2 separate regions of the Homo sapiens genome follow, and region 2 is linked to region 1. A link is an interaction called in ENCODE POLR2A ChIA-PET data of the cell type or tissue named here. Cell type or tissue: GM12878. All regions are shown on one strand. Each heading gives the region's core, and the rest is flanking DNA. Links, peaks and the distances in the headings are about the cores only.

Region 1 (15,895 bases), core at 11,430-15,429:
TATAAAAATATTGACTCATGCATACATGCTTATTGTAAATGACTCCTCATTCCAAATCTGTGTCTTGCACTCTATGCCCAAGTGTCTGTCTTGGTGAATTCACTGGTGCTGTGCTGGACACCCTTTGTCCCCCTTGCTTCTGCCTGTATGTCCTGGCTGCAAGTGATGCTTCTGCTTCAACTTCCCAAGTAGTTGTCCCTACAGGTACATACCACCACGCTAGGCACATTAAAAAAAAATTTTTTTTAGAAATGTGGATCTTGCTTTGTTGCCCAGAGCTGGTCTCCAACTCCTGGTTTCAAGCAATCCTCCTGCCTGAGCCCCCCAAAGTCCTGCGATTGCAGGCATCAGCCACTACAACCAGCCTAAATAAATGCTGATCTTTATACAGAGAAACACTCTTCACATTCTGCTTGTGATGATCTTGCCTTGGGAAATGAGAAAAAAGAAAGCAAATGTTGATTATGTTTAGGCATTGTTCTAAGAAGGTAGAAGAACATTTATTGACTATCCCTTCAAGATCTGACTACAGTGTTAGTCAAGGCACTTATAGGTATAATAACAGTCAATGAGAAATAGGGGTGAACATTTGTGGACTCGACTTTGCACCACTAATTGCTCTAAGATGTTATAAATAATAACTCACAGTCCTCTTCCAAGAGCCTATTAAGTGGGTACCATTTGTATTTCCATTTTCAGATAAGAAAACTGAAACAGATGTTCAGCGACTTGCCCAATCTCAGAAATCTACTAAGGTGTAAAGACTGGGTTCCCACCCAACCAGACGGACTCAAGAACACACACACTGCCTCTGCACCCTCTGCTGCCAATGAAAATGTGAATGGACCAGTTGTGGTGGCTCACGCCTTAATCCCAGCAATTTGGGAGACCGAGGCAGGTGGATCACGAGGTCAGGAGATCAAGACCATGCTGGCCAACATAGTGAAACCCTGTCTCTACTAAAAATGCACACACACACACACACACAAATTAGCTGGGCGTGGTGGCGTGTGCCTGTAATCCCAGTTACCCGGGAGGCTGAGGCAGGAGAATCGCTTGAACCCAGGAGGCAGAAGTTGCAGTGAGCCGAGATTGGGTCACTGCACTCCACCCTGGTGACAGACTGGGACTCTGTCTCAAAAAATATATACATATGAAAATTTGAATGAGGAAAACAGGAGATCAGAGACTTCAACAGATATTTGGAAGACAGAACTGGCTGAAGAAGTGACAACTGAATAGAGAGGGGTAAAGGGATCTGCAATCCACAGCAACACCAAGAGCACATTCAGCCAAGAATTGCCTGCTAAGCAGAGCCTCAGAGAGGGGAGAAGTTCACCAGCCCCACGACCCATACAGGATTCACAGTAGCCGTGAGTCTACACCAATGGAAAAAATTAGAGACTTCATAACTGCATCTAAAGGCCCCAGAAATAATATCTTTGTATCCTGATGCCAAGGAGTTCTCATTTCATCACTCTACAGGGAAGACTGCCAGTGGACCTGCCCCTTTCTTTAATATGAATAGATCTAGGATCAGATAAAGCAGAAAGACAAAAAATGGGGAAAAGGTCAAGATAACAAGTAAAAAATGAGTCCAGAAGAAATGGATGATTGCGAAAATAGAAAATAATTTTTAAAAACTCAAACCCATGTCCTCAGGGACATAAAAATGTTTTATTCATAAATGAGAACATTATGTACTGAAAAGGAACAAAGATGATGGAACAAAAAAGACTTCTTGAGAATTAAAAGGTGATTGAGAAAATAAACAACTCTAGGACAAGATTCAAAAAGATAGGCAAGGAAGCTTTCCAGAAAATCAACTAAAAGGATGACAGAAAAAGAAAAAAACAAAAACAAAAACAGAGCTAGATATAGAATAAGAAAGTTACCATACATAATAATTACATAGAAAGCTACTTGAGTCTGAGCATGGTGGCTCATGCCTATAACCCCATACTTTGGGAGGGTAAGCAGGAGAATTCTTTGAGTCCAGGAGTTCTAGACCAGTATGGGCCACATAGTGACACCCCATCATTACAAAGAATACAAAAATGAACCAGGTGTGGTGATGCATGCCTCTAGTCCCAACTACTCTGGAAGCTGACTGGGGAGAATCTCTTGAGCCCAAGAGGTCACAGAGCAAGACCCTGTCTCTGTTAAAAGAAAAACAAGTAAATAACAGAAAAGAAAGTTACTTGAGAATGAGCTGTGGAGGCTGAGAGGAGGAAGAATGTGAGTGTGTGTGTGTGTGTGCACGCACACTCATGGAGAGGGGATAAGGAAAACCAAGAGAGAAAAAGACGTGAAAGAGAAAAATCAACCCAGGGAGAAGGAAATGCAAGGATCACAGCTGGGCATGCAGCAGGCCTAGAAAGCAACCAGTCCAGGATAGAATAAGAAGGAAAGGGCTCTGTAGGGAAAGGGGACTCGATAGAACATTGCATATAATTCACAGTTTGAGAAAAACTGAGGAAATCATGAAGGCAAACAGTACAAGAGGGGGAAAAAACAAAGGCAATTAGAAACATCAGGAAAAACTAAAGCCGTGCAGCAAAACATGTGCAACCATATTGTACAACTCAGCTCAACAGTAAGCAAGATTTAAAGCGTCACCAAAATGTAAACACTTGGTTAACTTTTAACTTTTAGAACAAAACAGAACATTTACATATGAGAACTAAATCTACTTGTTACCAGTCAGTATAATTAATGTTCCATGGTAAAGGTGGGAGGTGAAACACTGAAGGAAGGAGGGGGAGGATTAATATGGCCATTTTGTAAAGTGAAGAGTCAAGAAATACTGGCTACAGTTAAGGGCATAAGAAATAAAGTTAAATAAACTCACGTTTAGTTCTCACAACAACCATCCTACGTAGGCACTGTTATCATCTTAATAGTTCTGAGGGGAAAACTAAAGCTTGGAGAAGTTAAGTAATTCACCTGGAGCCCCTAGCTAGTGACAGCCAGAAGCCAAACTCAAGTGCCCAATCTCCAGAGCATGCACTCTCACTCTATTTCATCTGCTAGCATAAGAATATTATGTAAAGAAAATGATTTACTCCCTAAAGAAAAGCTGGCTAGGCACACTGGTTCACATCTGTAATCCCAGCACTTTAGGAAGCTGAGGTGGGTGGATCACCTGAGGTTGGGAGTTCGAGAGCAGCCTGACCAACATGGAGCAACTCTGTCTCTACTAAAAAAATGAAAAAATTAGCCGGGCATGGTGGTGCATGCCTGTTATCTCAGCTACTCAGGAGGCTGAGGCAGGAGAATCGCTTGAACCCAGGAGGTGGAGTTTGTGGTGAGCCAAGATAGCTACATTGCACTCCAGCCTGGGCAACAAGAGTGAAATTCTGTCTCAGAAAATAAAAAAAGGAAAATCTGAACATCAAAATTAGCTGCTTTTAATTGGGAAGGGAGTGAGTGGAGCCCTCTTTATTAAATGATTTGTCTGAACCGTATACACTTATTAATTGATTTTTTTAAATTTTAACAAAACAGAAGTTACTTTATAGTAGTTAGTAACTGCTAACCTCAATAATGGTTTGGATTGTGGTGCCACCACCTTAAAGTTGATGGAGAAGTGTGAGCAAGTGCCAAAGAGAAATACACCTGCCTCCTGATGGGAGAAATGTCAGCTTCAGAGAAACCTCGGTGGCTGGGGTAACCAAGCTGCTAAGAAAAGTACGGATGTTGTCATTTTATGTTAAACTGTTAATATTAACAGCATAATCAGAGTGAACTCCTATCTTGAATCAGTATAATTTCCAGTGGCACCTTGCCACTCAACATACGGGCTTCTTTTCCACCCAAAGGAACCAAGACGTCTTGTGGGGAACCAAATTCCCCAGACTGTGATATGTGTTACCCCAGAAAGCAAGGACGCTTCCAAAGATGTTCAGAGCAGTGTTCAAAGGGATGCCCACTGGTCAGTCCCAACCGCTGTGAACCCGGAAAATCTGAGACTGGTGTCAGTTAATTTAGAAAGTTTATTTTGCCAAGGTTGAGGACGTATGCCTGTGACACAGCCTCAGGAAGTCCTGATGACATGTGCCCAAGGTGGTTGGGGTGTAGCTTGATTTTATACACTTAGGGAGCATGAGACATCAATTAAGTACACTTGAGAAATACATCGGTTTGGTCTAGAAAGGCGGGACAACTCAAAGTGGGCGTTTCCAGGCTACAGGTAAATTGAAACGTTTTCTGGTTGACAATTGGTTGAGTTTGTCTAAAGACCGGAGATCAATAGGAAGGAATGTTTGAGTTGTGATAAGAGGTTGTGGAGACCAAAGTTTTATCCTGCAGATGAAGCTTTCAGCTAGCAGGCTTCACAGAGAAACAGGCTGTAAAATGTTTCTTATTAGACTGAAAGCCTGTGTTGATATTAATGCCAGAGAGGCATAATGAAGCATGTCTGACCCCCATTTCCCTTCATGGCCTGAACCAGTCTTTCAGGTTAAATTTTAAGAGCCCTGGCTGAGGAGGAAGTCCTTTAAATGAGGGGGAGGCTTAGAATCTTACTTTTGGTTTATACCGCTTATATTCAACAGTAATAATTGATTGTGATTATTATGATCATGTTTACTTGGTCCAAGATGAATCTGTGAAAGGCCTTGGGTTGATACTAACATTCAAGTGAGAACATTTGAGAAAAGTATACAGAAAAGGCTAAAACAGGGTACTTGAAATGCAAAGACTTATCGTAACAGAGAATGTTTAATTGTTAATTGGTTTTAACAAGAAGAGCATCTTAATATAAATGGATATTTTTCCTTCTATTTATTTATGTTCCTGTTCGTAAGTGTTGAGAATGAAGGAAGAGCTGCCACAGACATTTGGAAGCTGGCGTGGACTCCCAGAAGGGCTGTGTTATTCTCCTATGGACAGAAATAATGTCACAGAATAGTAACCACACACAGGGTGACTCTGAGATTGTGAGCAAATGAGACAGAGCAATTAGACTTCATAATACTGTCTAAGTATAGACAGAAACTGAGTCTCTGCTCCACCCACAAAATACCAAACACTCCCTCTCCTGGCTAAATAGAATGCCTGTTTTTTCTACACCAAGTCAACTCTAACCTCTTCCTGGTCTCCCTCTCTCTAGATGAGATTTGCTGAGATACCCACTGGTAGACTTGCCCCCCACTTTCTGCAACACCCAATCCAGAGTGGGCTCCATTTCATAGGCCCTCCTGCCAATCACCCAGCCAGAACCCAGATATTCTAACAGGTTCCTTCTCGCACCCCTTATGGAGGTGCCGATGGACCTCCACCTGTGTCCCCCTCACTGAGAAGAATGAACTCAACTGGTTCAACCACCTACAGGAGTGATCTGGCAGCCCCAGCCTGGAAACATTGACTCTAGAGACTTCCATGGTTTCTGTAGTGAGGAGGCAACAACAAGCCCAGGCAGCTGTGAGGTGGCCCTGTCAGGCCCCTCAAAGGTAGGGGTTGGCTCCAAGCAGGCCCCTATCTCTTTCTTCTTTACTGTGGCTTCGGCTGCATCTGTTTCAGCTGGCTCCCAGGCACATCCATTCCAGCCGCTGGTCTTTGCTCCCAGACTTTATGTTAACAACGCAGTGGTTCCCGGGACCCCCTGATGCGTTTTCATCCTCAAGGTCATGTGTAGAAGCATCCTCATCGAAAGCCTCTCACCTCCCTCTTCCTATTTCCTGCCTCTGTCTTAGGGATCTTGCATCCAGGTGTCTATTGTCTGGGGCCCCCATGCAACCATGGTGACAGTGAGGCCAATAGAGGCACTAGGGGAGTGTGCTGAGGGGTTTCTGGGTGCTTCTTGCTGTAAGGGATAAGGGTGATAGAAGGAGGGCTCCCCTTCCCCTTCTTCCTGCTTTGTTCAGTGTGTGACCCCCTAGGCCAGGGCAGCTGTCTCAACATCATGAGCCATAAGGACCAGGAGCCAGCACAGAGCAGAGGAGCAGGAGGGCAGAGAGAGCTGGGGCCTCAGACCACACCTGACACCTCTGATGAGCTACACCCAGGGTCTCGTCCTCCTTAGGCGTTGTTGGCCTGGCTCGGAATCTTGTCTGGGGCATCCGCTGAGGGTTGAAGCTGGATACTGCCCCTCGAGCTGAACTAGGACACAGCATGTCCTCCCTGGGCAAGCCTGCAGTTTGGTCAATTCCCGGAAAGGGACTTTAGTTCCTGGAGGAGGCCCAGACAGGGAGCCCTCCCTCCTGCCTCAGCTCTGAGCCAAGCTCTCCAGATGCAGAGGACAGAGACTCTCAGCAAAGCAGCTCCCTGCAAGTGGCTGTGGGGCCTCCTCCTTAGGCAGAGAGAGAGGGAGAGAGGGGTGAAGACACCGTGCTCCTCCTGAGGAATCTTTATTTTTATTTTCAATATTTTTTTTTTTTGCTCTGTTACCCAGGCTGGAACGCAGTGGCACCACCATAACTCACTGTAGTGTTGACGTTCTAGGATCAATCGATCCTCCTGCCTCATCCTTCTGAGTAGTGGGAACTACAAGTGCATCACTATGTCAGTCAATCTTTTTATTTTCATTTTTGCAGAGATGGGGTCGTGCTATGCTGCCCAGGCTTGTCCTGAACTCCTGGGTTCGAGGGATCCTCCTGCATTAGCCTTCGTGCATTAGCACGGGAATTACAGCCCTGAGCCACAATACCTAGGTCTCCTGAGGAATCTTTAATGACCTGCCAGGGTCAAGTTCAACCCCTTAACTGGGCACACGGGCTCCTACTTTCCTCACTGCTCCCTGCCCACACAGTCACCTTGGGTCCAGGTACACACTGACGCCCTGCTTCCCTGCCTCCCAGAGCCCATCTACTCCCCCCACTCCCATTCCCAGCCTCAGGCCTTTGCTCAGGCTGCTCCCTCCCCTTGGAATGCCTCCCCCACCTTCCCCACCATGTGCAAGTCACCCATCCTCAGAGGCTCAGCCAAAGCTGCCTGGACCCTGCAGCGTCCCCCAGCCCTCCCCAGGCTCCCTGAGCACTCTGCTTTCCGGGGGCAGCTCTACCTCTGTGTGGCTCTTTGGGCCTCTGTCTCCCCGTTAAACTCTGAGCATCCGGCAGGGACCCTGCGGTGTTCCCAGCTGCATCCCCTATGACTGACCTGGGTGGCCTCTGCCCTCCGTGGCACAGCCTGGCTGAAATCCGAGGTGTGGGAGGCAGCACTTGGACTAAAAGCAACCAGCCTCTGGACAACATGGCCCAGCTTCAGTTTCACTTTCAGTTGAGGGATTGAATGTTTTTCCTTGCTATCTAGATGCTCATCTCTTTTTGGGGAAGAACAAATAAGACCATGACTCTGATTTCATGTACTTTTGGTGGCTCTATCAGGTTTCTGAGTTTCCATTTATTTTCTCCCGTGTCCTCCCCAGTCTTATTACTTTTGTACGAGGAGAAAGAAAAAAGAAATTTCTAAAAACACGCGAGCCAGCTAACCTCTGAATCATAGCCATGGTTTCCAAGCCTCCCCTCCCCCACGGCAATGGCCCAGGCCTGCATCTGGGCCCAGCTCCCTCCGGGTCCATGACACTCTTATGCAGCAACCAACTACTGCCAGGGACTTTTACGGGAAAGAGGTCATTTCCTTCCTGCACTTGTTGTGCCTTAGAATACACACAAAAAAGTCTTGTTCTTCTTTGTCTGTAGTAGGTACCCATGAAATAGGTCCTACATTTAAAAGAAGAAGAAACAAATTCTTCTCCAAAAATAAGTAAATCAATCCCAAAGGGATCTAAGTGTACCCCAGAAAGAAAAAATTAAAACTATACTAGAAGAAATGTTAAAAACAATGTTGAGTTGGGAAGACCTTTCGAATCAAAACTCAATTCCCAGAAGACTTAAAGGGAAAATTGAATAGAGTTTTACCTCTTACAAATTAAAAATTAGAAAGAACATCATTCAAGAGCCAGAATAAAATGAAAGAATAGGAAGCACGGTTTGCAATACTTAAAGCAAAGGTAACTGTCCACAATCCACAAGAAATGCTCAAATCAACATGAAAAGACTGAAATCAAGTTTCTAAAAATATAGCCAGGTGCGGTGGCTCATACCTGTAATCCCAGCACTTTGGCAGGCCAAGGCGGGTGGATCACCTGAGGTCAGGAGTTCGAGACCAGCCTGACCAATATGGTGAAACTCTGACTCTACTAAAAATATCAAAATTTGCCAGGTGTGGAGGCACGCGCCTGTAGTCCTAGCTACTTGGGAGGCTGAGACAGGAGAATTGCTTGAACCCCGGAGGTGGAGGTTGCAGTGAGCTGAGATTGCGCCACTGCACTTCAGCCTGGGCAACAAAGCCAGACTCCATCTCATAAATAAATAAATAAATAAATAAAATTTAAAAATGGGTAAAAGATAGGATCTGAAGAAATAGAAATTAACGTTAACCATATGAAAAGGCACTCAAGCTCACTTTTGAACCATATATGTAAGTGATCACAGAGACATACGTTTTTGAAACATTAGATAAGCCAAACCTAAAGTGACTAATAATGTCCACTGTTAGGGAGGTAAAGGTGGCACAAGCCCCTTCACTGTTGATGGAGTGTGAAAGGTTCTGGTGTCCTGGAGGATCGTCAGCGATACTCAGCACACTTTACAAAGTGCCCCCACGTCATGGCACAGCACCCACTCCTAGGTCTCAGCCTCCAGGGAGCAGAGGGCAAGTGTGCAGGGACAGGGGCTTTAGAGGGTGCCATGCAGCGTTGTTTCTATCACCAAAAAGGGAGAAATCACTAAATCTCCTGCCATAGGGAGTAGGCGGGTCCCTAACACTATGCCCATTAAGACTAAGGAATGCGCCTGGCACGGTGGCTCATGCCTGTAATCCCAGCACTTTGGGTGGCGGAGGTGGGTGGATCACAAGGTCAGGAGATCGAGAACATCCTGGCTAACATGGTGAAACCCCGTCTCTACTAAAAATACTAAAAATTAGCCGGGCGTGGTGGCACGCCTCTGTAGTCCCAGCTACTCAGGAGGGTGAGCTGGAGAATCACTTGAACCCAGGAGGCGGAGGGTGCAGTGAGCCGATGGTGCTACTTGCACTCCAGCCTGGGCGACAGAGCAAGACTCCGTCAGAAAAAAAAGACTAATGAATGCGATGCCTCCCTTAAAGAAATGAGGAGGAAAAGAAGCTGCACAGAATCAAAGACCCTTCGAGGCCACGACACAGAGGTGAGAAACACAGGGCTCCATGAAGTGAAATCTGAATAGCAGGTGTGAGTGTGCGTGTGTGTGTGTGTGTGTGTGTGTGAATTTGTGAGTGTGTGTGTGGCATATGCAAGGTTTGCCTTTTATTTGGTTGCCAGCATGTCAAATGTAATTGCACCTGAGTTTATAGCAAATGTTCCGTCATCTGAGCTCTGAGGAGCCAGGCCCACCCTCTCACCTGCTGGGCATCACCTGGATCTGAGAAGCCCATGCAGGCCTCCAGCTCTCCCCACTTTCCTGCAGCCCCTGCAGGCATCTGGGCTGCAATGTCAACTTTCCCCTGACTCGCACTGCCCCGCCTCCCACCTCACCCCAGATGGGGTCAGCAGCCTGCTGGGGGTCAGCAGGGTAGGGCATCCTAACCCCCTAAGGCAGGTGAAAAACCCTGAGGCTCAGAGAGGGGAAGTGACTTCCCCAGTGTCACACACCTCTTGGAGGGCAGGGGGAAGGTCAACACCTGACCTCCTGACTCTGACATTGAAGCAAGAAAGTATAATGTTAATAATCCAAAATCTTCCAGGTTTGTTTCTGCTTCTACAAACACAGAGGGCTAAGCTCACGCTCCCACAGTTATGCTCACGCTTCCACAGTTTGACTTTTAATCTCATGATTGTCAAGCTGGGATCATGTGGCAGACACCATTCTGCAACATGCCGTTCTCACTGCCCCTGTCTGGGCCATCTTTCCCACTAGGGAACAGCACAGCTTCTTTCTTCTCTATCACCCAGAGGCCTGAAAAGGAACCAGGTGAGTGTCAGGGACATGGAGTCCTGTGATCTACCTGCTCAACTTCCTGACATGGGACCCTCAGCGAGTCACTCATCTCCCATGGCCTCAGTTTACCCACAGGGCCTGGCTCAAGTAGGTGCTCAGAGTCAGGGTGGGTGAAACAACCTCTGGGTTCCTTGTTATCTCTTTTCGCTCTCTCTCTCTTTTTTTTTTTTGAGACAGAGTCTCACTCTGTCAGGAGTGCACTCAGGCTGGAGTGACTGGTGCGATCTCGACTCACTGCAACCTTCATCACCTGGGTTCAAGTGATTCTCATGCCTCAGCCTCCCAAGTAGCTGGGATTACTGGCTTGTGCCACCACGCCCAGCTAATTTTTTGTATTTTTAGTAGAGGCAGGGTTTCTCCATATTGGCCAGGCAGGTCTCGAACTCCTAACCTCAAGTGATCTACCCGTCTCGGCCTCTCAAAGTGCTGGGATTACAGGCATGAGCCACCGCGCCCAGCCAGGTTCCTTGTATCTCAAAGGAAATCCTCTGTCCCCATCGGGCCTCAGCAGCAGCACCCTGGGGCCAGCCTCAGGGTGGCCAGGCCACAAGAAGGACAGGCCAGGCTCTGGATCACCTCCTGTCCTCCACCTTCTCTGGTTCCTCCAAATATTCTAAAGGAATGGACAGTCCCAACATCTGCCTTCCTTCTGGGGTCACCGGGCCATGTCTCACGCAGGCTGGAACTAGAGCTGAGCCCTAGGAAGCTTTGTGAACCCAGCTGAGCTGATTCTGCCTCTGTCTCTACTGTTTGGGGGCCCAGAGAGAGGGAGGGAGAAGTCCAGCTAAAACCTGGGTGCAAATTCAGGCTCTGCCATGGACCGAGATGTGACCTCAGTCAGTTACCTAACCTCTCTGAGCTCATCTACAAAAGGTGAATGACCCTTCTCTTATAGAGCTGCTGTGAGGATGGGGAGATGGGGAAGGTCAGACCACCCCTAACTTACCAAGGAAGCTTCTCTTGAAAGAGTGTGAGCAAGATCCAGCTGTTCTGAGCTGTGTGGATCCCACCTCCAGCCGTGCATCTGCATAATAACCAGACACGTTCTCCAGGCTCTGAGATATACCCTGGAACCCAAAAGGGAAAGTGAAAGTCACAACTTGGCAGCAGCTCCTGATCAAACATGCAAAACAGGATGCTTCCCAGCCCCACCCTTGGCCCAGTCCCATCCTTGGTCCAGCAGCACCCTTGGTCCCACCCTCCTGCTGATCCAAGAGCAGCCCCAGACGTCCTTCTTGGCCAACCCACCTGCCTCCCATACTTAGGGTTGGGGGTTTGCTGTGTCTTCAGGAAGAAAGACCTACCACTGAAAGACTATGAGACCCTCCAGATTACTCCCCACCCCCAATAACACCACACTCCCCAGATGCCCACCTCACTCCCTCCATGCCATCAGCATTACCACAGTCCATCACACATGCCGGGTGGACGCTTATTGCATATTGATTGTATTGCTGTTGGGGTTATTTTGTTGTTTTGTTTTGTTTTGTTTTTGAGATGGGGTCTGGCTCTGTCACCCAGGCTGGAGTGCGGTGGCACAATAATAGCTCACTGTAGCCTCAAATTCCAGGGTTCAAATGAACCTCCTGAGTAGCTGGGACTACAAGCATGAGCCACTCGGCCTGGCTACTTTTAAAAAATGATTTTGAAGGGGTGAAATCTTACTATTTTTACCAGGTTGGTTTCAAACTCTGGCCTCAAATGATCCTCCTGCCTCAGCATGAGCCACCGTTCCAGACCTGCTCTTGTCGAACGCCATACCTGTGTGGCTTCTGGACACTTCCTTATGTGGGTTCTTCTGCCAGGAGCACCTGCTACCTTCACCTGGAAAAGTCACGCTCCTCTATCAGAATGCAAATCTAGCATTTCCTCCCCTGAGAAGCCCCCTAGCATCCTCTTCAGCAGAGCCCACTGCCCCATGTTCCACTCCTGTGGCACTTTTGTTAGGCTGTTGTAATTGGCCACAGTCCCAGGTTGACTGAACAAAGTGGGGGGCGGATGTGGGAGTAAAAGACAAAGACAAAAGAGTATATTAGGAAGAAGGGGTCAGGGGGTTCCTTGCTTCTAGTGAACAAGGGCTCTGAGCTTTTCAAGCTCTCTGAGTTTATTAGGTAAAAGAGATGACGAGAAAAAGGTGGGGGGGTGATTGTCAGGTAATTGTCAGTCAGCCGTTTGGTTCACAGCAGGCTTGCAAGACTGCATCCTTCAAATAATAGGTGCTAGATATCCCAACAGATAACTTCAAGGAGCCCAGCACCAGGGAGTGATGGCCCTCAGGAAACCTTCTGGCGGCGGGTGCAGTGTGAGTTTACCCACATCCCGCATTCATGATAAACAGTTTGCTGTTTGATCATATAGCCTCCAGTGAAATGCTGAGTTGGTCACAATCCCTTTGGCCTTTTCAGCTCCCAACAGGCAGTTAAGTAGACATTAGCAGCTGGGAGGAGAAAAGAGAGCAGAAAGCCTGTCACTGCAACAGCTCCTGGCCCACCTAAGTTCAGCCCCAGAGCCATTCTAAGACCCCCCTAACTGATGAAGTTGGTGGTATAGTTTGTGGCCAGCACATCCTGAAGAAAGAGAAACTAGGGCACAGGTGGAAATTCCCTAAAGGGGCACATGCCCAGTAACATGAAACTGTGCCCTCAGGTCACCCCAAGTTCATTATACCATCATTATAATAAAATGTGGTTTTATTATACAAAAGCCCCAGAGTGGGCTTTTCTGTGAAAATTATGGGTAAAAACATGCATTGCCTAATTTTAGTTATATAACCATAAACTGCCAATCAGATGACATCGTCCTTTACTCAGACACAGCCCCAACCTCAACTTCTCTCCACAAACCGCACAGAAGCACCTTAAACTCTATATAGAGGGGCTGACTTCACTTCACAGAAATTAGCCCACTGTCCCTCTGAGAGTGTCTAACTGTGCTTCAATACACTTTGCTTTGAGCTTGCATTTTGGAGTTAGCCTGCAATTGTTTGCTCACTCTCAGAAGAACTGAGATTACTGGTCCAGAACTCCAGCTCTGTTAATCTCCTCAGTTAAAGGATCCATCCCAGCGCAGAATTCCTGGTAATATCTTAGTGCTGTGACCTGGATGATTTACGTTCAGCATGGCTTTTAATATGTGCTTGATTTTAGCTTGGGGAACTGAAACATATTTTGCTAAAATGCTTCCTTTCGCTTTGGGTCAAGATGTTTGTGCTATGTTTCGCTGCTTGGCTAAGAGAAGTTGCAATGAGTGTTGTATTTGCTGCATTAGAGAGGGGGTATATCCCCCAACATGCCACCAATAACTTTTAGAGAAGGGCTTAGAGAAATCTTCTCTGGATTTAGGTTTAATTAGCTGTTTAACGTGATTAAACAACTTCATTAGGTTGTAGTGGCCATTGAAGCCCAGAGCTTGTTAACAGCCCAGGGAAGCTTTGAGAGGCAAAATGGTTTCTTATGCTCTGGCCACAGAGCCAGGAATCACCCTCAACTCCCTTTAGACTGGGCATTTTGGCTGGATGCAATTTTTAAAATTACTGATTAAGAGAGCCGATTGGGATTCAGATCATGGGATAGCTTGGATAAATGCTAAGTTTAGAGGTTTACAGCCGGGAACGAAGGGTAGGCCCATAGTGGGTCATAACCTTTGGAGAACTCCCCAAATCGTCCTCGCCCACCCTTTTGGGCACTCACCCCACCCGAGGCCCCCTCCCTGCCACACTGCCATAGGCAGCAGCACAGCTTCTGAAGATCGTTTTGCAATTTTTTTTCCTTTTTCTTTTGAACAGAGCTTCATTTCTTTTCTTTCTTTCTAACCACTTTTATTCAGAATCTAGGGGACAAATGTTTTCAGCAAGGCTGTAGTACCCACTGTAGGAAGGGGTCTCCATGCTGGGCACAGCCATGGTCCACACATAGGTACAACTTGAGAGACACACAGACTGCCCCAGGGGAGGCGGAGCCTCCATCTAAAGAGCAGGGGACACTCTCTCCTGGTAATGGTCAAGGATATTGGGATGTCGAGACTACCTTGATCTCAGTGCTGTGTATTCTGGATTGCCAGCTGCATCCACACTCCTATGTAAAACCACAGAGGGCTGCCCAAACTGATGATGTCTCCACAGACAAATACACTTGTGAGACTTTAGTGGACCTCAAGCCTCTCTTTAAAAGACTGCCAAAAAATAAGTAATGCCCACTGACTTTCCCTAGTGCCTTTTTTTAAATATTAGCTTTAAGTTGGATTGTTATAGTTATTCTCATATATTTGCAGTTCAATTGCCTCCTCCTGAATGGGTGAAATAATTTTTTATGCTAAAATAGCTGTTTTAAATGCAGTAACCAATATTTTTGCTTTTTAAACTAGATTAACCCTTGCAATCATTTCTCCTAATGTTTTTTTCCAACACCCATATTTAGCTACCATCAAAGAAGTTTTAAAACCTTGTTTAAACACAACATCAACGGACTGCACAACATCACAGAAACTGTTGAATCTGTGTTTACACCTTCCCTAGCAGAGGTCTATCAGCCATTTCCATTCCTGCTTCTGAGTGGAATCAATCAGAAACATTTCCAGCCCCCACTTCTGTTAACCGACCAGAATAAGCTGTCAATCCTAGGGTCGAGCCCACAGTCAATTGCATACTCCTTAAAAGTCTATACCAACAAACCTGTTACAACCTCCGAGGACCTGTCGTCTATCTGTAATACTATCTGACTAAGCACTCCTTTGTCTTCTATCTTCATTGAGGATGAGGCCATTACTTGGATTTTTTCCTAATATTTCCAAGGCTTGCAATCACACTTGTACCCTATTTTCCACCCAATTATGTGTCAGCTTAGTCACTGACAACAAAAAATGCAAACATACCTGATATTCTAATTCTTCTTTGTGTTTTATTCATTTCCCAAGCCCCCCAACAGAACCACTATGTGGAAAGAAGCCAGCTATTCTGGATCTACCCTTTTCCCCAGACCCACACCAGAATATCATTTTAAACATAACAACTTCTGGTTTCAGTCTCACAACTTCGGGCAAAATCATTGCAAAAAACTGCAGCTCCCCATAATTTCACAATATTGGTTGGGATCCCATCACTCCTTCCTCTAATTGGGCTTTTGATTCCTCTTTCATTCTGTCAAGTACTGCCTGTGTTCCCCCATTACATGAACTAGCCTTGACTTCCACTTCTGAGGGTATTAAAGCAGACTTACACAGCATGGAAAAACCCTACTTTAGTATCACTGTTGATATTTGTCTTAACATGACAAATCACATTTTTGTATAGAAACAAGGCATATCTCTGCTTGTCTGCTAATTAAACGGGGATTTGGCCCTAGTTTACATCATCCCCAAACTCACTCTTATCGATAGCATTCCCCTCCCTATACACGCTCAATCTGGTAAAACTGAAAGAGGAGTTTTAACAGCACTGACTATAATTGGCGTTCTGGCTGGTATTGGCACGGGAACTGGAGGACCTCCTTAACTCCATTTTTACTGCCCAGAAACTCTTCTTAAAAATTACTCAACAAATTATTAATCTAACTAACCAGGTCAATACCCTTTCAGAACAAATTGCTTCATTAGCAAGCATAGTCTTATGAAATTGATGAGCTTTTAATTTGCTCACAGCCAATCAAGGGGGAGCTTGTGCAACACTTGATAAACATTGCTGTTTTCATCAACCAATCAGGTAAAGTGCAAACCAACTTAAAAAAATTACAGACAGGGCCAACAAGTTAATGGAAAACAGAGTTTCAGGAGGCTTTGACTGGTGGAAATTTAACAACTGGTCCTGGTTTTCCTGGTTAGCCCCCTTTCTTGGTCCTAAAACAGCTTTATACAACTTATAGCTTTCAAACGATGCTCATTTGATTTACAAGGTTGTTTTGTTTCTTCCCACCTAGAATCCATAA
Region 2 (15,895 bases), core at 6,410-10,409, 88 kb after region 1:
TTGTTTAAGGAGGCTAACAACAGGACTCCAGTCCCTTCTGGCTTGTATGGTTTCTGCTGATAAATTAGCTGTTAATCTCATAGATTTTCCTTTACAGGTTACCTTATGCTTTTGTCTCACAGCTCTTAAGATTATTTCCTTCTTCTTGACTTTAGATACCCTGATGACATGTGCCTAGGTGAGGATCATTTTGTGATGAATTTCCCAGATGTTCTTTGAACTTCTTGTATCTGGATATCTAGATCTCTAGCAAGGCCAAGGAAGTTTTCCTCAATTATTCCCTCAAATAAGTTTTCCAAACTTTTAGATTTCTCTTCATCCTCAGCAACACCAATTATTCTTAAATTTGGCCATTTAACATAATCTCAAATTTCTTGGAGGCTTTGCTCATTTTTTAAAATTCTTTTTTCTTTGTCTTTGTCTGATTGGGTTAATTTGAAAGCTGTGTCTTCAAGCTCTGAAGTTCTTTCTTCTACTTGTTCTAGTCTATTGTTGAAACTTTCCAGTGCCTTTTGTATTTCTTTCAGTGTGTCTTTCATTTCCAGAAGCTGTGATTGTTTTTTCTTTGTGATATCTATTTCTCTGGAGAATTTTCATCCATATTCTGTATTTTTTAAAATTTCTTTAAGTTGGTTTTCACCTTCCTCTGCTATCTCCTTGAATAGCTTAATAATCAACCTTCTAAATTCTTTATATGGCAATTCAGAGATTTTTTGTTGGCTTGTATCTATTGCTGGGGAGCTAGCAATAGCTTTGGGGGGTGTTATAGAAATATGTTTTGTCATATTACCAGAATTACTTTTCCGGTTCCTTCTCATTTGGGTAGACTATTTCAGTGGAAAGATCTGAAACTCAACTCCTTCTGTTCAGGTTCTTTTGTCCCACGGGTTATTCCTTGATGTGGTACTCTCCTTCTCCTAGGAATAGGGCTTCCTGAGAGCCAGACTGCAGTGATTGTTATTGCTCTTCTGGGTATAGCCACCCACTGGGGCTATACCAGCCTTTGGGTTGGTGCTGGGGAATGTCTGCAAAGAGTCCTGTGATGTGATCATCTTCTGGTCTCCTAGCCATGGATACCAGCACCTACTCTGGTGTAGGTGACAGGCGAGTGAAGTAGACTCCGTGAGAGTCATTGGTTGTAGTTCTCTTTAGTGTGCTGTTTTCTCCAATGCTGGTTATGCTAGCAGTGAAGCTGTCATGTGGAGAGACTGAGGACCTCTGGTCAGTCAGGATGTTGCGGGCAGTGGTATTAGCTCTTGTCTTCTCCTTCCTGGGAATAGGGTTATTCTGTCATGAGTTGCTGTAATGGCCTGAGTTGGTTGGTCTCCAGCCAGGAAGTGGCACTTTCAAGAGAGCACCAGCTGCGGTAGTAGAAGGGAGATACAAGCTTGCCCTAGGTTGACCAGGGTAAGTATTCTAGTTTCTCAGGTGATTGGCAGGGCCATAAAGCTCCCACGAGTTTATGTCTTTTGTGTTCAGCTACCAGGATAAGTAGAGAAATACCATCAGGTGGAGGGCAGGGTTAGCTGGGTCTGAGCTCAGACTTTCCTTAAGCAGGGCTTGCTGCGGCCACTGTGAGGGATGCAGATTGTCCTAAGGCCAATGGGGTTTGTTACAGAGGGGATTATGGCTGCCTCTGCTGTGCCATATAGTTCGCCAGGGAAGTGGGGGATAGCTGGCAGCGAGAGGCCTCACCCAGATCACATGCAGTTGGCAAGGCTGGCCTTGCTCCCGCAGTGCCCCACTAACAATGCCAAGTTTAGATTCAGGCAGCCTGTGCGCAGAACTCAGACCTTGTCCCAGGCCATAAGCTTCTCCACTGAGAAAGCAAGCATGGCTTTCAGGCCTTGCCTCTCCCCATCTGCCCACAGTGTCAGTGGTGGCTCCTGGGCTCATATTTGCAGAAGTTCCTGTTCTCCCCCTGGATTCTGCTCAAGAAAATTCAAGCCCAGTAGAAATTATTAGAAAATCCATCTGGAAGCTTCTTTCACCCTGTGACCCCTCCCAAATTCTGCTGGCTGCTTTCCCCAAAGGCCTCTGTGAGATACCGCCAGGGATGGTGCCCTGGGCTTGAGCTGGACACTGGGAATGCCTACAGGATTCTTCCCACTTCTGCTTCTACTTTTACATTTTGCATGGTTCTCTGAATCCATTTCAGCTATGGGTAAGGTTAAATCCCTCTCCTGTAATCTGGATTTTCAGATTCCCCAGGGGCGATGTGTGTTTGGAGGCAGATTTTCCCTCCCTCACACTTTGGGAACTCCCAGTTTTTTGCCTGTCTCATAGAATTGGCAAGGAGCATGCCACTTCTTTCAAAGGATCTGTGAATTCTTTCAGTTTTCCTGGTACATTCCTGTGGTGGTTCTTGGCACACATTATTACATGATGTGGGTCTCCACATGCTGTCCGGTCCTTCCAAGTGGGAGCTGCATGTTAGCCCTGTCTCCTATCTGCCATCTTCCTCAGACTTCTAACATTAACTTTTAAAAAGCTTGGTGGGAAGAGACCAGGGCCAAAGTTCTCCTTCTTGGAGATGAAAGCCAAGAAGCACTTCCTTTGGGACAAGTCAGAAAAATCCTGACCAAATCAATGTGTGTTCCTGGCGATTCTGGCCCAGGCCTATTTCCTCCCCATCTGAGGAATTGCACAAACACAGCAGAACCCTTCTGCTGGCCCAGGACATGGAGAGGCTGGAGTGAAGTTGATCAGAGCTGGGATGGATCCTGGCTTCTGTCCCTGCACAGCTGTGGGCCTCTAGGATTATGCCTTGGAGACTGGCATCTGGCGTCTGGCATCTGTCCAATGGGAATAGTAATTCAATCATATAGGAGGATGGTGAAGGCCTTAGAGTGAACTCCAGGTCAAAGGTGGGGGACCAAGTACCATGATCCTGCCGAAAAGTCCAGATAGACCTGGACCAGGGGCAGAACCAGGGGTCAGGATGGGCATAAGTGGGCCTAATTGGAAGGTAAGTAGGAAGGCTGGGACACCAGGGCCAGGACTAGGGTGAGAGGAGGGAGGCACCAAGGACACCAAACGTAAGGAGGTCATTGACTTGCAGAGGACACATGAGTGGGAGAGGGATATTTCTTCCCTCCCTGATTTGATCCCATCAGTGATTGGCATAGTGGGCCGTGAGTGACGGTTTCCCCCACACCAAGCCTGAGAACTGTGAGAACTGTGGAGTTTTTGCGTGCCCTTTGGGACCCTCTTGTGTTCTACATAGAGTAGCCCCTGACCCTGGGAAAGCAGTGTGGCTTAGTGACCACTTCCGGAGTCAGAATGGGTGGCTGCCAATTTTTGTAATTTCAGGGGTTCTGAGGAAACCCATAAGTTGCCAACCAAAGAGGAAAACACTTCGTCTACCATCTTGTCCAAATTCAGGTCTTTTCAGCATTAGCAATTTATATAGATGGTTCTGAAAGTGTCTTGAGTCTTCTAGAGGCTCCATAAAATTGCACATGGCCTTGGCAAGCACAGAGGTGAAGCCATCACTCCTTAGGCATCGATTAGGCTGGTGACATCTGAAAGTGAGACCTGGAAGGTTGGAGGTGCAGGTGGTAGGTCAGGAGGCAGTAAGGTGGCTGGAGAATCCATGTGGACTCTCCAAAACTAATAGCCAGGTCTCCTCCTCCAGTCAACTGGTGCGGTGCTTGGAACCAGTGACCATCAGTCAGAAGGTCAAAGGGCATGAGGCATTGGAAGAGAGCAGATGCCAGGCAAAGTGATCTTGTGTAGGTCTGTTTTTGGTTTTGTTTGAATTCTGAGTACTCAGAGTTACCAAAACTGCAATGTCTGAGGGCACCCTTATCTTTGACACTAACTGCAAATTTAAGGGGATTCCTAAATCCGTCCTTAGATTTTATAATTCACTAGAGGAATTCACGTAACTCACTGAAAACTGTTATTGCATGACTGTGGTTTATCACAGGGAAAAAACACAGGTTAAAATCAGCCTAAGGAAGACACACAGGGCAGAGTCTAGGAGGGTTTCAGGTGTGAAGCTTCGTTGTCCTCAGGAGGCTGCGTTCTCCTGTGTCAATGTGGGACAAAACACATGGGGTGTTGCCAACCAGGGAAGCTCACCCAGTTAAGGAAAAATTCCTGTGAATCACATTAAATCAGGAAGAAAGCCTTTATTCAGGATTGTTGTTACAGGGGAGGGAGACTGAGCCCAGCTCCCAATACAGTAAAGACAGAGGGGGAGTCACAGCCAACACCAGAGTGAGGGGCAGCAGATGGAACAGGACTGACAGGAGGCACCAGAGTCGGGGGTTCATGCTAAACTGGCCTAACAGGATTTTCCCTAAAGGCAGGTCAGACACTCACCCATCAAGGGGCAGGTGAGGAGAGTGATCAGATAGCAAGTGTGCTCAGACAGTAAGAAGGGAGGACCCTCCCTAAACTGACTCGGGGGGATTCTTGCTGAGCCAGGGTTGTGCAGGCCCAGCAAGCACGGGATGGGCATGGAAGGCCAAGGTTGGTGCCTAGAGGAGAAGAGGCTCAGAAGAGCCCAACTGGAGTCTGGTCAAACAGAAAGTCTTTCTCAACCCATGCCTTAGTGTCCAGAGTGTTTGCTGGGGCTTGACCACAGGCTGCACTCATGGCTGACCTGGAGTTTCCAGCCCCTCCCTGAGGTCTCACACCTTTAGTCCCCAGATCCTCTGGTGGTGAGAAGAGATACCCAATAGCCCCAAACCCCCATCATCCATCACATTTGCTATACTGTCCTGTAGCCAAACCACCAGGGAAACAAAGACATTCCTACCAGGCAGGGCATTCCAGGGGCCTGGAGATCACTTCGCAGGGGTAGGGGACAATGGGAAGACCTCTCCTGGGATAAAGTTAATTCTTCACTGCGCAATTGTAGTGCAGTGAAGATTCTATTCCCAGAGGCCGGGGAAGGTTTGCAATTGCTTTGGTGCAGTGGGGCATGGGTAAACTTGCACCTTAGCTATAACAGCAGACAGAACAACCATAGTACAAATACAGGTAGTCAGTTGTGCAACTGTGTATTGGTAGACACAATGACAGCACATCACCGGCTAACCCCACAATATGGGGTGACTACCTGTACAACAATGTCACCAAGCCCTTGGGTTAAGCAATGATACATGGCTGGGTTGGTAGAATAAGTCTCTGCATATGGGTGCCTACCAATCCCCATGGAGATGGAGATGGCTGTGGGCCTGTGTCACCCACCCTTGGCCTTATTTGCCATTCAACTGGACTGGCAGATGCATCTCAGGGCATCCTTAATTGCCACAGTATATAGTTCCCCATTTAGACACGACCCCCAGTAACTGGAAAACGGTAAAAGCTAGAGATTACCAGATATGTGCATACTGGTGGTTCTACCCCTTGGCCATCTTTGCCTCCAAAGTGGCAACTGTAAATGCAGAGCTGCAATTCGTGTGCTGGCTAAACACACAGCTGCAGCCTTCAATGATACTCACCATCGTTTTACACTTCCCAATCAAGAAACCACCCAGATCAGGCATGTTCCTCTGCAAAATCGTATGACCCAAAATCATACAACTGCTGCCCATGGTGGAGCTTGTGCATTAATTAAAACAAAATGTTGTGTATATAGCCCTCATTACTCTCATAACATAACACAGGCTCTGCTGACGTTAGATACCCAGAGTCCAGCCACAGAGTCTTTGTCTTATGATCTTATCACCTCATGGTTTAATCAACTCCCAGACACGTGGAGAAACTTTGTATCTAGCGTAATTGCAATTGCGTTCATAATCCTTTGTTGAGGTTAGTGTTGCTGCTGGGGTGTCTGGCTGCAATGCTCTTCCACAAAACTGGCCCCAGGAAAATCACAGAAAAACAGTGTGATGAGATTGTGAGGGCCATTCAAGGCTATGCAGGGGTGTGGAGAGCATGGTGGGCATGTCCCGTCAGACAGCAATAACTGAAGCATCCCCTAAGAATAACCCTACATTCCTTGGTGAATTTTTGCTCAGTGTTCCAAGGTATGGATCCCGGGAATGGCCAATCCAGATGTTTACATCATACTTATGAAGAACTCTGTTCCTTGGATCAGAGGTTGTGCAAGGAATCAAGACCTTTTGTTTTGGGCTAGGTGGAGGTTTCCTGGCAGAGGTGCTAAGTGGAGGTTGCTCTGGGAAGAATATCATATAACCTGCATGCATTTGACAAACAGGAGGGGATTTCTTGTCTTGCCTGCTGCTCCTGGGCAACCTGTACATAAGCTCCCTGAATAAAGCTTATGTCTCACCTGCTGTCTCCAGGTCTTTTCTTCTGTCTCTCCAAGTCTGTGTCCTGTCAGCTCATTAGCATAGGGGTCCAGCATGACAAATATAAAACGGTGTTTAACATTCTTTGGATTATGTTTATATAAATGTGTTATTAATATGTGTTCCAAAATTGTACGAGATTCTATAGGTCTAATATGTCTTGGCATATGTTATCAGAAACTATTATTATTATTATGTTAAGTAGTTGTTTGCCACAGAAATAAAGTAATTTCCTTGTCGAATGTGTCTTTACCAATGCTGTTCTCATACTTTTGTTATCTGCAAAAAGTGTTTACTTTACATCTCAAAAAACAGTTTATGATCAGCTACAGATTGTGCCATCGGACTAAGAAAAAAATAAATCTTCCAGGACTGTAATTCAAAAGTTGATGTGGTCATGAAGATTGCTAACCCAATATCAAGTGGAAGAAGGTTATTACATGGGAATGAATTAATGGAGAACAAAAATAAATTTTTAATGACTTTTTGTTTAATATACGACTGATTCTTTTGTTTTGTTTTTCTTAGTCAAGAAAACTTCTTTTTCCCTTTGGGCTCCATGTAGCTTTTAACAATTGAATAAAGTATACTCTTGTGAGCAAAATTTGAAGCATATTTCTTTCTCACTATCTGATTTCTCCAGAATTTGGAAACTATTTGTGAGTATTCTTAGTTCATGGCAATAGAGTTATTTGCATAAGTTCAGTTGGAATCTGTTTTCTTTCATAACAGGACACAACTAGAGACACTGGTTATTTTACCAAGGCTTTGACTGGCATGGCATATTTCCACATGTACGTAGGCTGCTTTGAGTAATGGTGGCTGGCTTATAGAGCCGATGAAAGCCTCTTTGAAAAATTTTCCTCAAACTTTGCCTATACAGTTCCTTTACAGGGTTCCTGTCCTGTGGTAAGTAAAGAATGTCACTTTCTGACAGGCCCAGGAAGCCCAAGTTACCTTGGGACCTTGAGGAGAAAGGAACTCACCTAATATATATAGGCATCTGCAGGCAAATATAAATCACTGGCTGAGCTTGAGATTTTAAAAGGCCTACTCTGAGATATCTTATGAAAAAGAAAATATTGTAGCAAAGTCAATTTCCAAAAGGAGCCCATATGCCAAATAAGTATTCTTGCTGCACTTTATACAAATGATCAGGCCAAGAACCATCAGACTAAAACTTCTGTTGCAAATAAATTAGCCCTACTATGATTTGTCTTTGGTAGAAATACAGGACTAGAGAGAGAAAAGGTATGTTTCAAAAGAAACTAGAGAATGCCTGTTATTGGATTCTAGCTTTCTCCATTGTTTTCTAGCCGTATTGTTTGTCCACAGTTTATCTGGACTACATACTGAATTCTTTCCTGGCCACAAGTCTCCAAACTAATATTTTGCTTTTCTTTTTCTCTCATTTTTCTGACTTGGAATCACCAGAAATCCAAACTGTGCTTTTCTTAAAGTCCTGCAAACTGAAGCTTGAAAACTGTGTTATAGTGAAGGAAGAGAAAGACCCTCTCATATTATTTTTATATTGTTTTGTACTCAGTACCTGTTTTAAGAAAAAACAACAAGGAAGTAAAACCAAAGACAGGCAGCCCGGCGCCAGGCCCGAAACCAGGCCTGGGCCCGCCTGGCCTAAACCCATTAGTTAAAAATCAACTTATGATTCAGAAGCCGATGTTATTCATAGATTCCTTACATTATGTAGAAGAACATTGTGAAACTCCCTGCCCTGTTCTGTTCCCCCCTGACGACCTGTGTATGCAGCCCCTGTCACGTACCGCCTGCTTGCTCAAATCAATCATGACCCTTTCGTGTGAAATCTTTAGTGTTGTGAGCCCTTAAAAGGGACAGAAATTGTGCACTCAGGGAGCTCGGATTTTAAGGCAGTAGCTTGCCGATGCTCCCAGCTGAATAAAGCCCTTCCTTCTACTACTCGGTGTCTGAGAGGTTTTGTCTGCAGCTCGTCCTGCTACAATAGAATTCAGACCAAACTCGTGACCAGAGACTCATTTGCTTCTACAGTGTTTTGTCCAAAAGATGTTGAAGAACGGCCAGGCGCAGTGGCTCACGCCTGTAATCCCAGCGCTTTCGGAGGCCGAGGCAGGCAGATCACAACGCCAAGAGATCGAGACCATGCTGGCCAAGATGGTGAAACGCTGTCTGTACTAAAAATACAAAAATTAGCTGGGCTTGGTGGTGCGTGCCTGTAGTCCCAGCTACTTGGGAGGCTGAGGCAGGAGAATCACTTGAACCCGGGAGGTGGAGGTTGCAGTGAGCCGAGATCACAACACTGCACTCCAGCCTGGCAACAGAGCAAGAATCTGTCAAAAAAAAAAAAAAAAAAAAAGTTGTTGAAGAACAAGGAGAAAACGTGAAAGGAAAATCAAATCTTGGGACCCCAAAACTCACTGGAAACAGTTAAGCTTAGAAACGGAGTCACTCCAAAACCTGCCTTTGTTTTTGCTTCTAAGCAGATATTTGCGAAGACAAAAGGCAACATGTTCCCCAGGTAGCCTCCTTCACAAATTGCTCACAAGGAAACTCCTTGTGGGTCCCAGCAGTTTTTACCCTGAGGCAGACTTTGTGTAATTTCATTGTGACAATGCAAATTAGCAACTTATCTTTACTGGTACATGATAAATAACAAGACTTCTGCCCACCCTCAGAAAAATGCACATATGCCTGCTTCCTCTACTCTATGTTCATTTTTATCTTATATAAAATGTAGACGAACTGTGCATGAGACGAATGAATAATTGACTGTTCCTCTACCCCCTCCTTTCATAGACAACCTGTGGATTCAAGGAGGGCTAATCAAAGCTTCACAAGAATGTGACCACTCACCTCATTACCTATCCTGTCTTTTTTCCTTTCCTCCTTCCACTCCTGCCTGATTTTACACATTTAAATACTGGAGGCCTCAAAACCCTCTGTGAAAAACGAGTGGACCCCAGAACCTCCTGTGACTTGTGTGACTTTTTCCTGGGTGCATCCTCAACCTTGGCAGAGTAAACATCTAAACTGACTGAGACGTGTCCCAGACCCTCTTTGGTTTACAAGTCTTGCCTCCTCCCTGAGTTGCTGGATGAAAGCAACGTCCTCTCTTCTTGCCTCAGTTTCCTCATCTGCAAAATCAGATCATAATCCTGGCCCATTGAGGGGATGATTATAAAACTCAATCAAATGGAGAAGCATTTGCAAATGGAATGTATTGCAAAGTGTATTGTGCAGTCCCTGTGTAATCACCATTCTCTTCCTGCCTCATAAGCTGGTGTGTGTGTGTGTATGGGTGGGGTGAGGTGGACACGATGCCCCCAGAGATGTTTGCTCAGGATGAAATAGGCCCCCATGGAAGGGTCAGGTTGGCTTCTGTGGTTTAGCTGCCTTTGAGGCCCTTCTGCCTGGGGCAAAGCACAAAAGTCCAATAGCAATCTGGTTGCATGACTTCCTAGTCATGGAAGTGTGGCTGAGCAGTGGTCTCTAGTCCCTCCACCCTGTGTGCCTCGGGAGTGGAACACGGGGCAGTGGCCTCTGCTGGGGAGGATGCTGGGGGATCTCTGAAAGGAGGCAATGCCTGATTTTGTCACTGAACGATGAGCATGATTTTTCCAGGCGGTGGAAGCAGGTGCTCCCGGCAGAAGACCCCATATAAGCAAATATCTAGAAGCCACAAGGCATGGCCTTCAACAAGAGCAGGCCTGGTGCGGTGGCTCATGCCAAGGTGGGAGGATCACTTGAGGCCTGGAGTTCAAGAGTAGCCCAGTCAATATAGTGAGGCACCATCTCTAATATAATTTTTTTAAAAATTAGCTGGGTGGTTGGCTGATACCTGTAGAACCAGCTACTCAGGAGGCTGAGGTGGGGGGATGGCTTAAGCCCAGGGGTTTGAAGCTGCTGTGCGCGATGACTGTGGCACTGCAATTCAGTCTTGGTGACAGACTGAGACCCTGTCTCAAAAACATAACCAAAATAACCCCAACGGCATTACAATAAATATACAATAAGCATCCACAAGGCATGTGTGGGAGACTGTGCTTATGCCGATGGCACGGGCAGGAGTAAGGCAGGCATCAGGGGAATGTGGATGCACGGGAGGATGGGGAGTAATCTGCAGGGTCCCATAGTATGTCAGTGGCAGGTCTTTCTCCTTGAGACCACAGCAGACCCCCAGCCCTGAGGATGCGAGGCAGGTGGGTTGGATGAGAGGGATCTGGATGTCTGGTCTCAGGCTGCTCCTCTAAGGGCAGCAGCAAGGAGGGTGGGGCTGGACTGAAGGTGGAGGGGAGCGTGTTTGCTGTGCTTGGTCATGAGCTGCTGGGAAGTTGTGACTTTCACTTTCCCTTTCGAATTCCTCGGTATATCTTGGGGACTGGAGGACCTGTCTGGTTATTATACAGACGCATAACTGGAGGTGGGATCCACACAGCTCAGAACAGCTGGATCTTGCTCAGTCTCTGCCAGGGGAAGATTCCTTGGTAAGTTGGGGACAGTTGACCTGCCTCCATCTTATTCTCACAGCTTTTGTAGATAAGCTGGGAGAGGTTAGGTGACTGGTTCAGATAGACAGGAAAGTAGCGGCAAAGCCTGGATTTGCACCCAGGCTTGAGTCTGATTGCTTCCCCTCTCCTGCTGGGCTCTTAAACTATAGAGGGTTGGGGAAACAGCTCAGATGGGTTCACAAAGCTCCCTGGGCTCAGCCCTGGTTTTGACTGCTGAGACACGACTGAGTGAACCCAGAAGGAAGGTTTGTGTTGGGGGTGCCCATCTCTTTGGGAAATTTGAAGGAACCAAAGAAGGTGGAGGAGAGGAGGTGACCCAGATCCCAGCCTGTTCTTATGGCCAGGCCACACCAAGGCTGGCCCCAGGGTGCTGCTGCTGAGGCCCAATGGGGGCAACAGAATTTTTTTTCAGGTACAAGGAGTTCAGAGGTCATCTCACCCACCCTGAGTCTGAGCACCAACTTGTGCCAGGCCCTGTGGGGAAACTGAGGCCCTGGGAGCGGAATGACTTGCCCAGGGTCCCGTGTCAGGAGGCTGAGCAGGTAGATCATAGGACTCCACGTCTCTGGCCCTCACCTCTGTCCCTCTGTTCAGACTTCTGGGGTGATGGAGAAGAAACAGGCTGTGCTGTGTCCCTAATGGGAAACGTGGCTGAGACAGGGGAGTGAGAAGGGTGCGTTGCAGAATGGTGCCTGTGGCATGATGCCAGCTTTGCAATCATGAGATTCAAAAGCCACACTGTGGAATTGTGAGTATAACTACAGGAGTGAGAGCTTAGATCTCTGTGTTCATAGAAGGAGAATCAAACCTGGAAACTTTTGGATTATTAAAATCAAACATTTTTGCTTCAATATTAGAGTCACAAGGGCAGATGTTGGCCTCCCCTCTGCCCTCCAAGAGCTGTGTGACTCTGGGAAATTCACCTCCCCTCCCAGCCTGAGTATTTTCCCCTGTAAAAAACCTGATAGAGCTGCCAAAAGTCCATGAAATCAGGGGGGTAATTTCTGTGAAATCTGAGTCATGGTCTTATTTGTTCTTCACCAAAAAGAGATGATGAAGCCTGTAACCCCAGTGCTGTGGGAGGCAGAGGCGGGAGGATGACTTGAGGCCAGGAGTTCAAGACAGCCTGGGAAACACAGGAGATGCTGTCTCTATGAAATCAAAAATTAACAAATTAGCCCAGCATGGTAGTGTGTACCTGTAGTCCCAGCTACTCAGAAGGTTGAAGGAGGCGGATCACTTGAGCCCAACAGATCTAGGCTGCAATGAGCTAGGATGGTGTCAAAGCCCTGCAGCCTGGGTGACAGAGCAAAACTGTTTATTAAAAACTAAACGAAAGGCCGGGCGCGGTGGCTCACGCCTGTAATCCCAGCACTTTGGGAGGCCAAGACAGGTGGTCACGAGGTCAGGATATCGAGACCATCCTGGCTAACATGGTGAAACCCTGTCTCTACTAAAAATACAAAAAAATTAGCCGGGTGTCGTGGCGGGCACCTGTAGTCCCAGCTACTCGGGAGGCTGAGGCAGGAGAATGGCGTGAACCCGGGAGGCAGAGCTTGTAGCGAGCCTAGATCGCCCCACTGCACTCCAGCCTGGGTGATAGAGCGAGACTCCATTTCAAAAAAAAAATGAAATGAAAATGGTGATTTCTCAGGAGGAGCACACTGTCTCAACCCCTCTTTTCCTGCTCAAGGAGGAGGCCCTGCAGCGACATGGAGGGAGCTGCTTTGCTGAGAGTCTCTGTCCTCTGCATCTGGTGAGCTTGGCTCAGAGCCCTGAGGCGGGAGGGAGGGCTCCCTGTCTGGGCTGCACAATTGGACTGGGCTTGGGCTGGGCCAGGGCCATCTGGGCTTCTTCTAGGAACCAAAGTCACTTCCCGGAATTGACCAACCGGCAGACTCGCCCAGGGAGGACCCGCTGTATCCTAGTTGAGGCTAACGGTCAATATCCGGCCTCAATATTCAGCAGAGGCTCCAGGTCAGGGTCTGAGCCAGGCCAACAATGACCAAGGAGGATGGGATCCAGGGTGCAGCTCCTCACAAGTGTCGGGGGAATCCGAGGCACCAGCTCTCTCTACCCTCCTGCTCCTCTGCTCTCTCCTGGTCCTCCTGTGTCCTCATGGCTCATGAGATGGTGTTGAGATGGCTCCCCTGGCCTAGGGGATCACACAGTGAACAAAGCAGGAAGAAGGCGAAGGGATGCCCCTCTCCTGTCACCCTTGTCCCTTACAGCAAGAAGGGCCCAGACGCCCCTCTGCATACTCCCCTGGTGAACTGCTGCCCAGGACTGGGTCCCCCTTTTACCCTTGCTGCATGGAGTCCCCAGAAGACAAACATCTGTGTGTCTGAACCCTGAGACAAAGGCAGGAAAGGGAAAGAGGGAGGCGAGTGGCTTTTGAGGAGGGGGCTTTAGTATGAGAGCTGGAGGATGGAACCCCATCAGGGGGCCCGGGAACCACTGAGCTGTTAAAATAAAGTCTGCAAACAAAGACCAGCTGCTGGAAGTGGGTGTGCCAGGGAGTGCGCAGAGACACACGGTGAGAAAAGAACAATGGTAATGCTTGGAGCCGCCCCTAACTGGGATGGGCCTGAAATGGTATTGTTATTATTTATAGTATCATTATTAGTCATTTTCATCTTATTTGTACCCTCCCTCTATCTCTCCTCTCCACCTTTTCCTAACATTCTATCACCAGTTTTATGTCTTCCATTAGCAACTTTGTAGCTGTAAATAATTTACTTACAACTTTCATATACCCTCAGTTGTACCCAGTATTTCTTAACTTCCCTCTTTAAAAAAATGATAATATTAATCCTCCTTCTCCTTCGTTCAGTGCTTCACATCCCAACTGCTACCTTTGTGCTTTAAATTTTGTACTAATTGGTGTTGATAACAAGTATATTTAGTTCTCATATTTATATGTTGTGTATATGTTTTGGTTTTTTTTTGTCTTAAACAAGAGACTACTGAGAGCCAGTAAGACTGAAAGAAAGGGCATCTTCATATACTGCTAGTTTGAGTGTGAATTGGTACAATTTGCCTGCAGTGTGGCTCTAGGTATAAAGCCTTTTGAGTTGTTGATAGCCTCTGACCTGCTCATTCTACTCCTACAAATATCTTAAGGAAATAATCTCAAATGTGGGCAAAGTTTTATGCGAAGAAGGATGTTCTTTGTAGCATAATTTATATGAGGAATTAGAAACACCCTGAGGTCCATCAGCTAGGGAAAGACAGCAGAGGGGACAGGGCAGCACCAGGAGGGCTTGGCAGCCACAGCAGGGGCTGGGCTGGCATCTGGCAAGATCCAGGTCTTTGTGGGACAAAGAATCTTAGAGAAGCAACGGGGACACAGGCTGTCCAGTGCAGCACCAGTGAATTCACCAAGATGAAGAGTTGAGCACAGAGTGTGAGACAAGGATTTGCAATGAGGAGTCATTTACCATGAGCGTGTATACATGACTCAATATTGTATATTTAAGGGAGTAGAGCACAGTCATTGAAAACATGGGGTTGAAGCAGAAGTCCTGGCTCTAGCACTATTGTAAAAACACTGGCAAGTTCCCTAACTTTTGTGGATTCCTCTGTGTTTGAATGGGAAAGTGGTACCCATCTCCTGGCCTGTGTGTGATCATCGAATGAGACACATGTAAGAGGCTCTGCACATCGCAGACATGCAATACACACTGGCTATCACCAGCTAGTTATCACACATGCTCCCAGGCCCTGGTCATTGTCAGAACCTTCCTCCCCATCTCTATTTCTGTGTATAGACTCTGTAGTTTCTGTAATGATCAGATGGCTGCCCGTCCTCTGATTATCTTCTCCTCATACCCCAACAGGATGAGTGCACTTTTCCTTGGTGTGGGAGTGAGGGCAGAGGAAGCTGGAGCGAGGTGAGTGTCTGCAAATAGCAGATGATGGGGGCTCAGTGATAGACAAACAATCTGGTTTAGGTTGGTCTTGGTGTTTGCTTCCACCCCAGAGAGATTTGCAGAGCCCCGGCTGCTCAAGCAAGCCTCCCTCTGTCCACTGGTGGCTCACATTTGATCCCACAATTTGTTTTCTCCTCCTCAAGGGTGCAACAAAACGTTCCAAGTGGGACAGATACTGGAGATCCTCAAAGTAAGCCCCTCGGTGACTGGGCTGCTGGCACCATGGACCCAGGTAGGCTCACCTCCTCTTCCCTGCTGGTTCCTACTCGCACTTAGAATGGAGGGTGGCACCTCCACAGCTGAGTGAGCCCCAGAAGAACCCGGATGGACTAGGAGGCCAATGAGTCTGCCCAAAGCAGCAGAAGAGGTCACGTGGAGTCCCCCGACCCAGGGGTCTGGGGGTCATCTGCATCCTGACCTCTCCTTAGGGTGACACGGCCCAGGTGCCCACTTCCTCCCTACCCTGGCACCTAGCAAATGACTCAAGTGGGGCAGGACATCCTTGGGGAAGTGGAATCAGCGGGGGGGGGGGGGAGTGTGGGGAGAGCAGGGTCCAGGAGGAGAGGAGGGCTGGGAGAGGAGGTTGACCAGCAGCCCCGACCTGTCACCTCCCGCTCTGCTCCAAGCTGACCCTGGGGTGTTTCCACCTGAGGCTGGTCCCCTCCCTCCAGCTCTTGCCCTGCCCTAGCCCCTTTGCTCTGAGTGGCCCTGTGGGAATGTATCGGGCCTGATTCAGCTTCCAGCTTAACTGGACCCCGGTCTGTCCTTTGCCACATCCCCTCTGTGTGACCTGGCGCTCCTTACCTCCCTTCTCCTGTACCATGAGAATAATATTTCCCCATGTTGTCTTGAGGATCAAATATAACACGGCTACCTGGCCTGGCCAGTGCCTGCCACACAATAGGGCCTCCCTAAGGGCTGGTTCCCATCCCCTCTACTGGTCCCCTGTTGATTCCAGGTGGAAGCCACCCCGTCCCCCCCCAGCTGTGTTAGGGCACCCGCCCTGCCCTGCCCATCACAAGCACCTGCTTACCAGGGATGACTGCCTCAGGCAGGGGCTGAGTTCAGTCATCTAAAATACCCCCGGTCAAAGAAAAATCTGAGGCCCAATAGAATTTTAAAGAGTTAATTGAGTAAGAAAGGATTGCTGAATTGGGAAACAGCAAACTGGAGGAGGCTTCGTGCTATGGTG

Evidence for each region. Peaks named below come from ENCODE experiments on the same cell type or tissue, not always from the same donor. Only the 100,000 strongest peaks of a DNase experiment are listed, where the experiment ranks them.
Region 2: POLR2A ChIA-PET joins it to region 1 with 5 read pairs; 8 of 35 experiments call an interaction of 5 or more read pairs at or near these places.

Annotation. Positions count from the first base shown.
Region 1 is chr22:36,149,746-36,165,640 of GRCh38, forward strand. APOL3 (apolipoprotein L3) reads right to left here and starts at 11,010. Exons shown (of 4, transcript NM_145639.2): 1 at 10,924-11,010. RefSeq lists enhancers at 6,912-7,031, 7,006-7,609, 11,929-12,502, 12,454-12,613. In GM12878, for the core only: no CTCF peak of the experiment used is centred there; a DNase peak (open chromatin) is centred at 13,016; H3K4me3 peaks cover 1,892 bases; H3K27ac peaks cover 2,755 bases.
Region 2 is chr22:36,242,473-36,258,367 of GRCh38, forward strand. APOL1 (apolipoprotein L1) reads left to right here and starts at 10,661. Exons shown (of 6, transcript NM_003661.4): 1 at 10,661-10,747; 2 at 12,465-12,527; 3 at 14,611-14,664; 4 at 14,847-14,935. The coding sequence starts at 12,484. RefSeq lists enhancers at 10,714-10,773, 12,523-13,022, 15,729-15,895. In GM12878, for the core only: no CTCF peak of the experiment used is centred there; a DNase peak (open chromatin) is centred at 7,989; H3K4me3 peaks cover 560 bases; H3K27ac peaks cover 3,166 bases.